Linked DNA regions of Homo sapiens: region 2 is linked to region 1. A link is a contact called in ENCODE Hi-C or POLR2A ChIA-PET data. All regions are on one chromosome and are shown on one strand. The core of a region is the stretch at or near the end of the contact, and the rest is flanking DNA. Distances in the headings are between cores, read along the strand shown.

Region 1 (6,953 bases), core at 32-2,531:
TGCGGGAAGCAGAACACCGCCCCCAGCGCCCAGCGTGCTCCAGAAACATGAGCACAAACGCCTCAGCCTCCTTCCCCGGCGGCACCGGCACCGGCACCAGTACCCGCACCAGTACCGGCACCGGCACCAGTACCCGCACCAGTACCGGCACCGGCACCAGTACCCGCACCAGTACCGGCACCGGCACCGAGCGCAAGGCGGAGGGCCCGCCCGAAGCCGGGGGCACAACTGCCCAGGTCCCGAACCCGGACTCCAGCTTGGACGACACCTCCTACAGCCTGTCCGAATGGAGCGTCCGTTCTGAGTGGCGGTCCGTCTCGGATCCGCTAGCCAGTTCCCAGTGGAGCACGTCCTCAACTGCCGAGGCCGCCTCCTGGAGCTCCAGCATACACTCCCCAATCAGCACTACCGGTCTTAGCGAGAGTACTGACTCCGACTCCAAGAGTGGCCTCCGGGGTTTCAGCGCTTACAACCCGAGCAGTCGGATCCCCAAGTCTACCACCAGCTCGAACTCCTCCGATGGGGCCGTCACAGCCTCCAATCAGGACACCGGCATTCCCTGGGTATTAGTAACAGGACCTACCCCGCCCGTAAACTCCCCCGTAGAGTCATTGCAAGGGTCTGCCTTCTCCTCAGGGTTCAGCACCCCACGGGGTTTGGTAAAAGGACCGACCCTGCCCCCGGATTCCAACCTGACCTCAGTGTCCGACTACACTTGGATATTTGTACGGGGACCTCCTATACCCAATGACCTTTCGCAAGTGTCAATACAAGCACCTCCTACACCCAGTAACACCCCCGAGTGTCAGTACAAGGGTCTGCCGCATCCTCAGTGTCCAGCTTCCCCTGGGGTTTGGTACCAGGACCACCTCTACCCAATAACATTTCCCCAGTGTCGCCACAAGCACCTCCTGCACCCCATAACATCCCCCCAGTGTCAAGGCAGGCGTCTACCCCCACCTCAGTGCCTGACACTCCGCGGGGTTCAATACAAGAACCTCCTGCACCCAGTAATCCTTTCCAGCTGCCGACACAAGGACATTCTAAACCTAATAACTCTCGCCGAGTGTCAGTACAAGGGTCCGCCCCGCTCTCAGTGCCCAGCTCCCCCCGGGTATCAGCTGAAACATCAGCTCCGCCCCTGGGCGCTCCCGGAGTATCAGCAAAAGGGTTCGCCCCGCCCACAGTGCCCGGCTCCCCCCGGGTATCAAAAGAAGGATCGGCTCCGCCCCCGGGCTCCCCGGGGGAGTTGATAGAAGGGTCCTTCCCACCCTTTGCCGTCCCCACTCCTGTGCCTACGACCCAGGAGCGTGTCAGCCAAAGCATGGAGAATCAAGAGAAGGCGAGTATCGCGGGCCACATGTTCGACGTAGTCGTGATCGGAGGTGGCATTTCAGGTCAGTGTGGACCGTAGCGGTGGCCTGGGGGACCCTGGCCAGTGAGGGGTAGGGGAACCTACAGTAGCTCTTGTGGTGTTTGGGGGTCTCTCATGCATGCGAGAGTGTAGTGTAGCCATGGCTTGGCCCCATATCCTGCGAGGTAGGAGTGGGGGTTGTGCCAGTTTTGCTGGTGGTGTGACTGGGGGAGGCAGACACAATAATTTTACTACTACTACTATTAAATACTAATATTTAATTAGCTCTTGCTGTGCAGTTGTATTTAGCACTTTACGTGGATTTTCTCAGTCCTCAACAGTCCTGTGAGGTGGGAACTAAATTCATCCCCGTTTTGCAAAACCAAGAAACTGAGGTCTGGGGAGTTTCAATAACTCTCTTGAGGTCGAATCACCTAGCTTGTAAGTGGCTGAACGATTTTCTCCCATTTAAGACCTGCAGTACTAATTCCTGAGGTGGCTGCTTTGCCTCACTGATTTCATATCCTTTGCCCTAAACAGAACATCAGGATACAGATTTCTGTAGTATTGAGGGAGCAGTAGTGTTATTCCAGTCCTGCTCTTCTCTATTTTCCGTAGAAAATTTAGTAGGTGAAGAGGAAGGAGGTAGACTCCTTTAAGAAAAGGTTAAAAAAAAAAAGAGGAGAAGAGGGGGTGAGCTCTTAAACTATTCCTGTGTGTGTGTGTGTGTGTGTGTGTGTGTGTGTGTGTATGAACTGTGTTTATATATATATATGAACTGTGTTTATATATATATATGAACTGTGTTTATATATATATATGAACTGTGTTTATATATATATATGAACTGTGTTTATATATATATATGAACTGTGTTTATATATATATATATGAACTGTGTTTATATATATATATATATGAACTGTGTGTGTGTATATATATATATGAACTTGCAGGAAGGTGTAGGACATTTATTGTCCAAAGAGAATCCCTTTATGAAGCAGGGGCTGAGTGCCCTGTTGTATCCTCCTTCCTCCTTTCACTAAGAGCTCCCACCACCTGAATCTTGTCTTCTGATGAGCCAGTTGGTGGGCCAGGGTGCCCCTGGTCCTGGCTTGGATTTGTGGCTAACCAAGTGAGTGGTGCATGAGGCTTTCCAATATCTTCCTGGAAGCCTCATCATGATTGATATATTGTCGCCTATGTTGCCATCATTGGTAAAATGTTTGAAAATTAGGAATTTTGTTGCCTTTCATCCCTGGCTAGAATACCACACTGACCTATCCTCCCCCTACTAGGTGTTAATAATTTCTGAGTTATCCCTGCAGGATCTGATTCAGAAAGAGAAAGCTGATGGGAGGGAGTAAGTAGAGTGGCCCCACAGTAGCCATTTTTATATATAAATCTTTCGAGGAGACTCTGAACATGCTACAAATTAATGTTGGGTAGAGATAGCTTTATCTGAACCCAACATTGTTTATCCTGAACAGGCCAAGAGAAGAGATTGGCATGAACTGTTGCTTTGCCAGTTCCAGCCAGTACCAGCAAAAACATACATGTATGTTGGAGCATCAGAGGAAAGCAGCTCCTGGTGGAGAGTAAGAAAAAGGAGTATTTCAGCTTGTTTCTCTTTATTTATTTATGTATTTATTTATTCATTCAAAAAACACTTGTTGAGTACCTGCAATGAAGTGGACTGCTGTTTCCCAAAATCTGGTCCCACTAGGCAAGCCTCCTAAAAGCAATATGGTTGTAGATCACTGGAAAATAAATATGATGACAATGTGTTATATACATTGACTAGGGGTTCTGGGTCCTCTCCCATCTCCATACCATCTGTATTCTGCAATTCAGAGTTCTTTCTGGGATTTTATTCTTAGTCTTTTTCTTGTTCAGTCTCCAGAATTCCTTAAGGAGCGCGGTTTTTTTATTTTTCCTCTGCCTGATTACCTGCTCTTCCTCCCTTTCTATACTTTATGCTCCATACTTGGTCATTAGCAGAGGTGAAATTACCATGTAGCTGATAAACTTTATGCTTTATGGCCTTATAACTGTAGGTTGCTTCTGGTTCTCATTCTAAATAAATAACCAGTTTCATACTCAGTCCTGTATTTGCAATTTTGCTTTCTTATTTCTTAGAGAGGATACCCAAGTTATATATAAGTTGTAGGTCCCACAAAACCTGAATCTGTCCATAGTCACTCTTAATTATTAATTTATTTCCATTTGGGGGAAGTAGAGGGCATTTCTTGCACAGTAGTTCACACCTCTATTCCAGAGGCCAGCTTCAGTGACACTGGAAAAAGCACTTGACTTCCTCTAATGCCATCTCCATCAGTCAGATCTGAGTGATTTTAATACTCAAACTGACCAGAAACATTGCTTTCTATCTGTGGTACCTTCCCAGATGGTTCACAGCTAAAATGAAAGTAGTTGCAAGTGTGGCTCGTGTTAGATCCTGGACATAAACTGAGTGTTTCATGAGCGGGTGAGAAGCATCACTTCCCAAGCATTCTTGTGAATTCAGAAACATACCATTTTTGTGTGTGCTTGGCAGTATCCCATGAATTACTTAATAGTCCCTGTGGCAGTTTTATATGCCTTTGGATGTTCTTTATAACTTTTATTAGGACTTGTACACTTTGATAGGTTACCCACACATTCATAATACATCACCAATCCATAGCATCAGCAGTGTTATTTCTATTATATAGCACCCAGAAGAGTACATATTCTAAGTGACATTACTCAAAATTGATCCATATTAGCAACATTTTTTAAATAACTCTCTACACAGAGAATAGCAGCATCTGGATGTATCTCCTTTTTTGTCATTATAAAACATAAAATAGACTATGTCTTACAACCACAAACTCTTTTTATCTGCCTAACCACCAATTAAATAATTATATATAGTATGTTAATAGTTGAGAGGGGAAATAACCCTGCTGATTTGTTGGTCTAGTGGTATCTTTAAAATGCTCTGGTCCTTAACCATCATTCATCATCTATCACCCATTCCTTTTTGAAACTCCTTTCATGTTTTCAGCGATGCTATTGGATCCTGAATTTTTATCCCATACTGATTGCTGCTTTTCCATCCCTTTCATTGTGCTCATATTCTTGCAAACATCTGGTTTTGAAAGGTTTCACTGTTCATCACTTTGGGGCTCTTGGTACTCTCTCCCTCTCTTTCTCATTCTAGGACTTCAGCTGTCCCTTATCTATAGAAAACTCTCAAGTCTCTGATTTGAATCCTCTTCCTTCCCTGAACTCCTGTCCCATAGCTTATCTGCTCCTGGGTATTTCACGATTGAACACTTCAGGTTCAACATGTACCATAGCTACTGTGCTAGCCAATCCAGCTTCTTTTCCTCAGTTCCTTGACTCTGTTCTTAGCACCACCATCCCTTCTATAATTTTTGACATAATCTTTTCTTTTATCTTCTGCACCCTTTTAGCAGATCCTTCTCACTCTTCTTTGGGGCTATCTCTCTTCTCCTTTCTCTATGATGACCTCCCTCCCCCCATCACCAGGACAGACTCTTTTTTAAAAGTATTTTGTATAAATGTAAGGGATACGACTGCAATTTTGTTACATGGATAGATTGCATAGTGGTGAAGTCTGGGCTTTTAGTGTATTCATAACGTGAATAATGTACGTTGTACCCATTAGGTAATTTCTCATCATCCTCCTTCCTCCTGCCCCACACCCTTCCAGTCACCAATGTCTATTATTCCATACCTCTATGTCTGTGTGTGTACATTATTTAGCTCCCACTTATAAGTGAGAACATATGGTATTGGACTTTCTATTTCTGAGTTGTTTCACTTAAGATAATGGTCTCCAGTTCCATCAATGTTGTTGCAAAAGCTCTTGACCCCTGAAGCTACCTGGTTATGACCCCCTTCCCAGTGGCCACCCTTTACAATAATGGCTCTCCCTTTATGTCCATCCTGCATTCAGTGTTCTCCCAAACTTGATTTTTCTTAAACACTTCTTTCATCACCTTGCCCCTCTGCTCAGGGCCTTCAATGGTCTCCTATTAGCAGCCTCCCAAACACCTCCCTATCCCGCCCCCCATCATGACAAGTAGCATTTCCTACTATTTTCCAACATGGATCTGAGCTTTAGTCTCACCGCCTCGTGTCCTCAGGCTACACTACGTTTATTTAGTCCCTTCATGCCTTTTCTGTTTTTATCTTTCTTAACATGGAAGTGCTTTTCTCTTACATTTATATTCTATCTATCCTTCAATGCTTGGCTGAAGATCCTTTCCTTGATCACTCTGGCTCCCATTGATTTTTCTCTCCTCTTGTAGAGCTTGTAATCTGTACTTAACAAACAATTTACACTTATTTTCTATCTCTTATTTCATGATTTGATTTTAAGGATAATGGCTCAGTCACTGAATTCAGTTGTTAGTTCTTACTCATGAGCTGCCACAGATACAATAAATGACAGAAAACTAGCGGTGGAAGATTTTTAAATCTGCCCTCAACTGAGAATTTCTGAAATGGTTCTCTTTAGTAGAGAAAAAAAGGAAACAAGAAAAAAGCCCACCTCCAGGGGACAATGTATACTTCCTTCATGAGTCTGTTTGGAATTTGAGTCTTTGGGTCAAAGGGGTTTTAAAAGGCAATCTAGTCCAATCACCTAAGATTTTAATCTTCTTAACAGCACCTCGCTAGTGATTAGAGCCAGATGGCTGTAGCTTTGAACGCATTTAAGGATAGGAAATGCTCGGTCTCTCAAAGCAACTCATTACAAGTAGAGGTAGCTCTGGCTCCTTGTCTTGTTTAAGCATTTCAAGAACCTCTACCTATATACTAAGCAGTGACTGGGGATCATGGGGAAAGAAAGAGATATATAATGATGAGTAAGTAGCATCCCTGTACATAAGGTACTTCTATCTTCTGGAAGAAGTAATCAAGTGGGTGAATAATTGACATGAATACAGTGAGATAATAATTGATATGAATATAGTGAGATAAATATCAATGTGGTGAGATAAATATTAATGTTTTGAATATGAACAAAGTGCAGGGATCTTGAGAGATAAGTAGAATTTTAACAGGTAGAGATAAGAGGATGGAAAAAAAGACATACCATACAGGAGAGACTAGAGGAACACAGATACAGTCATGAGGGTATAAGCCAGATATGAGCAGTGCTTAATTTCCCAATGGTGAGAGTTCCAGGGAATGAAAATAGTTGTTTCCTATGCCTCTAGGTATGTGATCCTGGTAGCTATTGAGATGAGCCCAGTGTGCCACATCTACCCATGATTTTTGTTCCTGTGTGAGCTGTGAATGGTTAGCGAGCGCACAGTGAAAATGCCTTAGTCATAACACTGGATTGTCCTGGGTGAATAAAGTGTTTCTTCATTTTTTTTTATTTTGCAATTAAATTCCAAGTGTCACGTAGAAAGACCTCTTCATGTCCAAATAGTGTTTAAGCAATAGAACTCCTCTCTATTTTTGTCCATCAGCTGAGCTCTGCTGAAAGAATTGAGAACACTAGCTGCCCAGAATTCAGTGCTGTATAAAACCAGCAGGAATGAATTTTTCTTATCTTCTGAGAGACAGAAAAGCCATT
Region 2 (6,953 bases), core at 1,595-4,094, 66 kb before region 1:
AAGGACAAAATCCAAGGTTACAGATGCAGTTAGAGCAGTTTACCTGGGCGTTATCTTCCTGAGACTCTGCTCCAAGAGGCTTGTGTAAAATAGCATGTAGGTGTTTAAGAGGTAGAGGAAGTCACTTGTGGGAAAAAATTGAAAGTCTGAATCAAGGTTTTTTAGAATGACTTAAAGAATGAATAGGAAAAGTAGTTACGTTTTTTAGTTTGTTTGCAGACATAAGATGAGAAATAACACAGAACAGAGAGAAAACCAAAGGAATTGCCAACAGTAATCTTTAGCTTTTTAGCAGTCACAGGCATGGAGCCCTAGCAGTGTGTGGCCAAGGAAAGGCTTTATATCGTGAGTGAAGCTGTCCTTCCAAAGTTTAACTCATTTCGTTACTTAAGATCCTTACCAGGTTATAGCCAATACTGAGAAGTTTGTTGGAGAATGCCATTTCCCAAATAAACCTACGTCAAGATGTATTAGAACTTTTTTTTTTTTTTTGAGACAGAGACTCGCTCTGTCACCCAGGCTGGAGTGCAGTGACGTGATCTTGGCTCACTGCAACCTCTGCCTCTTGGGCACAAGCAATTCTCCTGCCTCAGCCTCCTGAGTAGCTGGGACTACAGGCGTGTGCCACCATGCCCAGCTAATTTTTTTATTTTTAGTAGAGATGGGGTTTCACCATGTTGGCCAGGCTAGTCTACGAACTCCTGACCTCAAGTGATCCACCTGCCTCTGCCTCCCAAAGTGCTGGGATTACAGGTGTGAGCCACCACGCCTGGCCAGAACTTCTTCCTCATTCATAGCTGGGAGATTAAACCAGTTGTGCAGGAGGACAGGCAACTTAGAAAGCAACCTGAAACAGCAACATCCAACAGACTCAGGTCTCTTTCCCTGAGAAAGATTCTTAAACTGGTGCTTTCTGAATGAATTTTTTTTTTTCTGGAAAACCAACTAACCTATTGACCACCAATCTTAGCTCAACAGGCTAAAACCACCAAGGACAAACCTATAGTTCAACAAGGTCAGGTTTATTGACCCATTGCAATAAGGAAGACTGGACAACAGAGGAGTGTTAGAGAGCAACTCTCCCCAAAGGACAAGGTGGTTATTTGAGGGTTTGAGAGAAGACAGTATAGGTAAGTAATGGGCTCAAGGAAAAGCAGACCAATGTGTAAGGGAGTCAGCATCAAAACCAGTCTGCAAAGTAGTCACAAGCTCCTGTGTCCTTGAAGATTACAAAGTTAAGATAGATGTGGAACACTGTATTCTGTAACCACTTTTCTGCACCTGGGTTAAAATGCCAGGCTGATTCTCTCTGTCACAGCAACTCAGAAACTCTAGGCAAGAGTGGGTGATTGGTTTTTTGTTCTTGCGATAGTTTACTGAGAATGATGGTTTCCAATTTCATCCATGTCCCTACAAAGGACATGAACTCATCATTTTTTATGGCTGCATAGTATTCCATGGTGTATATGTGCCACATTTTCTTAATCCAGTCTATCATTGTTGGGCATTTGGGTTGGTTCCAAGTCTTTGCTATTGTGAATAGTGCCGCAATAAACATACGTGTGCATGTGTCTTTATAGCAGCATGATTTATAGTCCTTTGGGTATATACCCAGTAATGGGATGGCTGGGTCAAATGGTATTTCTAGTTCTAGATCCCTGAGGAATCGCCACACTGACTTCCACAATGGTTGAACTAGTTTACAGTCCCACCAACAGTGTAAAAGTGTTCCTATTTCTCCACATCCTCTCCAGCACCTGTTGTTTCCTGACTTTTTAATGATTGCCATTCTAACTGGTGTGAGATGATATCTCATAGTGGTTTTGATTTGCATTTCTCTGATGGCCAGTGATGATGAGCATTTCTTCATGTGTTTTTTGGCTGCATAAATGTCTTCTTTTGAGAAGTGTCTGTTCATGTCCTTCGCCCACTTTTTGATGGGGTTGTTTGTTTTTTTCTTGTAAATTTGTTTGAGTACACCGCATATTCTCACTCATAGGTGGGAATTGAACAATGAGATCACATGGACACAGGAAGGGGAATATCACACTCTGGGGACTGTGGTGGGGTCGGGGGAGGGGGGAGGGATAGCATTGGGAGATATACCTAATGCTAGATGACACGTTAGTGGGTGCAGCGCACCAGCATGGCACATGTATACATATGTAACTAACCTGCACAATGTGCACATGTACCCTAAAACTTAGAGTATAATAACAAAAAAAAAACATTAAAAAAAAAAAAAAAAAAACTAAAAGGTCTTTGATGTCATTCCCCCAACACACACATATCCAAAGAAAAAAGTAAGGGGTCAAATATATAATATCATGTTCAAAATAAATTACTGTTATTATTGTTAAAAAAAAAAAAAAGAGTGGGTGATTTAATGTTACTCTTCTAATTTTAAACACTTAAGTTTCTGATAGTCTATGATTTTGGAGAACACATTTCTCAGTAAAAACACAATAGTTAAAGAAGGAGGTGCTTATGACATATACAGCTGCAGTGACCTGAAAACATATTCCTTCCTGATAATGTACAGCTGGCTTTATTTGTATCGGTGATTGTACCAACTTGATGAATAGCAAGGCAGATTTTTACCTTCTGAATGTAAGCTAATTTTTACTATATCACATTCAAGCAGGGCCTTTCCAGTGCTCCTCATTTGTTTGCCAAATGTTTTTAAAAAAATGAAGTATTTGCCAACTCTCATTAGGTCTAAGTTCTAACAGTACTGCAAGCAGGAAAACCTGAGGTCGTTAGTGCTTTGCAAATGAGGAAACCCAGGATAAAAAGCTTACTTGAGTCCTAACCGTATTGGAAAGGCAAACTCATATGTAAACAAAAGTTACACTAGGGAAAAGTTATAAAGGTAACTGATTGAGCAAGAGTCTAGAAAAGGGAGGGGTAGTCAGAATAGAACAGAACTAGATGTTCTAGTTATATTACAACAGAAAAACCTTTCCAGTGAAAACAACTGGAGTTAAAATAGTTAACCCTTTGCTGACAATGAGAAGCCCTTTATTATTGCCTCTTTCTCGGTTTCATTAAACAAAGAAAGCTCCACACTGTTAGATTAATTTTGGCCAAATGATTTCAGAGCCAAAGACAAACAACATTTAAAAGTCCCTGACATTGAAATATGATTAAAATGTGAGACCATTTCTAGAGAGGAGTTAGCACACAAAGACTCCCCGGAACATGAAGGGCAGTGCTGATGTAACTTAGGCTGGTTTTGAGTTAATACCAAAAACTTGCTTGGCTAGAAAAAAATAAGCAGTCTCATTTCAACTTGGCCACTTACTAACTCTGTATCCTTGAGAAATTGCACATCTAAAGCTTCAGTTATTTAAGCCATAGAGCACAGATCACTCACTGATGAGTGATAATCAGACCACAGATGCTTAACAACGAAGTGAGAACAAAAATGGGAAAACTGTGAGATATGAAGCACTGTACCATGTAAAATATTATTGCTGATGAGCCAAGATTCTGGTCTATTTGAGGCAAGTGTTAAATCCAAGAAGAAAGCCAGGGAACACCAATTTCAAGATAAGTCCTACTATGACAGAAATAATCCAGTGGTGGACCCCTAAAATTTCCCTCTTAGCTCTCTGAGTACATAGTAGGAAATCACTTTTAGAAGTTTTTAGGGTGTTTTCTGAAAAATCCTCTTGATTAAGCTCACAGCTCCAACACTTTAAATTAATTGTACTCAGAAGAGAATTGGCATATGAGGGAACAAAAAACAGAAGCCAACAAGAATGTAAAGCCTTGTGCTATGGTTGCCTCATACAGTGATAGTCTCTAAAAAACAAAGTACCTCAAAGAAAATTGTAATGTCTTGTTTCTCATCTGGCCCAAGTGGTTGTGTTAGTCAAGCAGAGCTGTCTAGTTTATTTACTTATTTATTTATTTTTTGAGATGGAGTCTCATTCTGTCACCCAGGCTGGAGTGCAGTGGCGCAATCTCGGCTCATTGCAACCTCTGCCTCCCAGGTTCCAGCGATTCTCCTGCCTCAGCCTCCTGAGTAGCTGGGACTACAGGTCCCCGCCACCAGGCCCAGCTAATTTTTGAATTTTTAGTAGAGACAGGGTTTCACCATGTTGGCCAGGCTGGTCTCCAACTCCTGACCTCAGTTGATCTGCACATCTCGGCCTCCCAAAGTGCTGGGATTACAGGCATGAGCCACCACGCCCGGCTGGGAGAACTGTGTAGTTTAGAACTGAACGGCAAATATCAGAGTTAGATGTAGAAACTTAATCTCATTTAAGAATAAAATAGTGGCCGGGCGCGGTGGCTCACGCTTGTAATCCCAGCACTTTGGGAGGCCGAGGCGGGCGGATCACGAGGTCAGGAGATCGAGACCATCCTGGCTAACACGGTGAAACCCCGTCTCTACTAAAAATACAAAAAAAATAGCCGGGCGTGATGGTGGGCGCCTGTAGTCCCAGCTACTCGGGAGGCTGAGGCAGGAGAATGGCGTGAACCCGGGAGGCGGAGCTTGCAGTGAGCCGAGATTGCGCCACTGCACTCCCGCCTGGGCCACAGAGCGAGACTCCGTCTCAAAAAAAAAAAAAAAAAAAAAAAAAAGAATAAAATAGTTTGGAGTAAGATAAAGCAAAAAGCATTTAAGTGTTCTTTCTGCTAAATTATTCTACTAGTACTTTCTTCCAGTTATTTGCTACAATTTCCATGCATTGACTATACTGCAAAATTCACGTGTTTCATCTTGACCAAGGACAAAGTAAAATCAGCTCTTTGCTCTCACAGTTAACAAACCACTTGTTACTCAACCGGACTGTCAAGAGTTGTCAAGAAATGAAAACAGCAAACTAGAAAAAGGCTAACTAGAGGAAGAACTATTGTGCCTAATGAAAAGATCAAAGCAATTGAGAATGAAGGAGCACCTACCTTTATGACATTCAGAAAACATAAATGGTGTTTGGCTACCCTCTTTATATAAACTGACCTTCTGACTGGCTGGTTGAATACTGACTCACTTTTGACCTTATCAAACAGGTGCTCCCTTTTAATTTTTGTTCTGTGTGTCTGTGTGTGTGTGTGTGTGTGTGTGTGTGTGTGTGTGGTGGTGGTGGTGTTGTTGTTGTTGCTGTTGTTTTTTTGAGATGGAGTTTCATTCTTTTGCTCAGGCTGGAGTGAGGTGGCACGATCTCGACTCACTGCAACCTCCGCCCTCCATGTTCAAGTGATTCTCCTGCCTCAGCCTCCCAAGTAGCTGGGATTACAGGCACCCGCCACCACTCCTGGCTAATTTTTGTATTTTTAGTAGGGATGGGGTTTCACCATGTTGGCCAGGCTAGTCTTGAACTCCTGACCTCAGGTGATCCACCCACCTCAGCCTCCCAAAGTGCTAGGATTACAGGCGTGAACCACTGCGCATGGCCCTTTTTAACTTTTGGCTCAGAGGTATTCCTATTGGAAAATCAGAGCCATTAAAAGCCTAATGTAGGACAAACTAATTAAATTCTAATAAAGTTTGTGGTTTATATCACAATGTTTATACCAAAGTTTATTTCTTAGTTTTGAGAAATGCACCACGGTATGTAAGATGTTCACATTAAGGGTAGCCAGGTAAAGGGTACACAGGAACTCTCTGTATTTTGTTTGTAACCCTTCTCTAAATCTAAAATTATTTCAAAATAAAAGCTTATTAACCAAAAAAGTCTACTGTATTCTCAGCATTGTGCTCCACAAGGTGATGGCTAGCCTCCAAGAGCTGGATGTATTCTTGCTCTGTCAGCTATTCAGCCTCTACAGTCAATTCAGCAATATAAGGGAATTTTCCAGGCAGCATCCAGTACAGACTTCTTTGATGAAGAGGAGAAACATCTCTAAAAACAGAGCTTTGTTCACGATGGGAAAGAACGTGGGACTCTGCAAGACTTGTTACTACCTGCCTGTCTCACTTCCACCCCTAGGGCCACTGGATTCTGGAGTCCATCTAAAGGGCCTCAGGAGGACTATAACTGTCAGGGAAAACTTTCACTACTGGAAAGCTTGTTAGCACTTTCCTCTTGCAAATGATCCTTCCAAGAAAGCTCATCTTCTACTTCATTGGCATGTGGGACAAATGTTGAAGTTTAATTTGTAGGCAGGGAGTTCTCCATCGACACACACTGTGGCACTCTGCTTTGATGGCTAGAGTGCCTGCTTAGGCAAACCTAGTGGTGCTGAGCAACATCCTTGACACCTTTGTATTGAGGCATTCCTGCTAAGGATTCATTATGATGTCGTAACAAGAAGATCCCTGTAAAAGACTTTGGTGGGTATTTTACTTGGTGGGAGTATTTTGTGCTAGATGGCCTTTTGCTAGTTGTTTCCTTACAGATGATAGATTATTTACTCTCTATTGGAAGGTTCCTGCCTCTAGTTTGAGATGTATTAAAGCTAACATTTTCTACTCCCCTTCCTCAATAAATTCTTCAGCCTTTCTTGATGTTTAAAGGAGCATTAAAGCCTCTAGGCTAAGCTTTATTTATTTGCAAGCTCCATTACTAAGCCATCCGTGTGACTCAGTGAAAGCCTTTTATTGAAAAAGTAAACATCTTAAACCAAATCAATCACTTGCTTTTTCTCAGTCTATCAAAAACTTCATATCATTTTTTTGTCCATCAGATATAGGTGAAAGAAAGATAATAAAAAGATATGTTGAATGGGGGCTGTGGATGGGAAGTAGAACAAGCTAATATTTTGTAGCATTCCCTATAAGATTCAAGGAGCATTGGGAATATAATGAGAAATGAGCTTCCTTCCTTCATGGAGCTTACCTGCTCATAGAGGAGGGAAATAAAAATCGATCAAACATAGACATTGATAAAGTAAATGTAAATTGTCATAGATGCTATGCAGCAGACAAATAAGGGGCTGAGACAGGGAATATGGTGGAAGGAAGGGGATCTCTACCTGGAATGAGTTGTCAGAGGAGGCTT

Evidence for each region. A loop is a pair of places that touch in the nucleus more often than their neighbours do. ChIA-PET counts read pairs that join two places held with the same protein, here RNA polymerase II (POLR2A). Pooled maps may share reads with other maps.
Region 2: a map of mammary epithelial cell shows a loop between it and region 1 (9-fold over the local background). The contact joins the enhancer-like site here to the promoter of MAOA in region 1. A Hi-C loop is called at or near these places in 14 of 168 maps with a recorded cell type or tissue (MCF 10A, ascending aorta, cardiac septum and 10 more) and 18 of 50 pooled maps. POLR2A ChIA-PET finds 5 or more read pairs at or near these places in 2 of 52 experiments (MCF 10A and common myeloid progenitor, CD34-positive).

What each region holds. Positions count from the first base shown.
Region 1 is chrX:43,655,018-43,661,970 of GRCh38, forward strand. It overlaps MAOA (monoamine oxidase A), which reads left to right and starts at 1,282. Exons shown (of 15, transcript NM_000240.4): 1 at 1,282-1,397. The coding sequence starts at 1,325. RefSeq lists a silencer at 1-184 and an enhancer at 116-175.
Region 2 is chrX:43,587,052-43,594,004 of GRCh38, forward strand. No RefSeq gene overlaps it. Among named protein-coding and RNA genes, the nearest start is that of MAOA, 66 kb to the right of the region's middle. Within about 2 kb of position 2,845, at least 3 of the 41 ENCODE cell types and tissues checked have a DNase peak (open chromatin) inside an H3K27ac peak, as active enhancers do; they include mammary epithelial cell, where a contact is called at or near this core.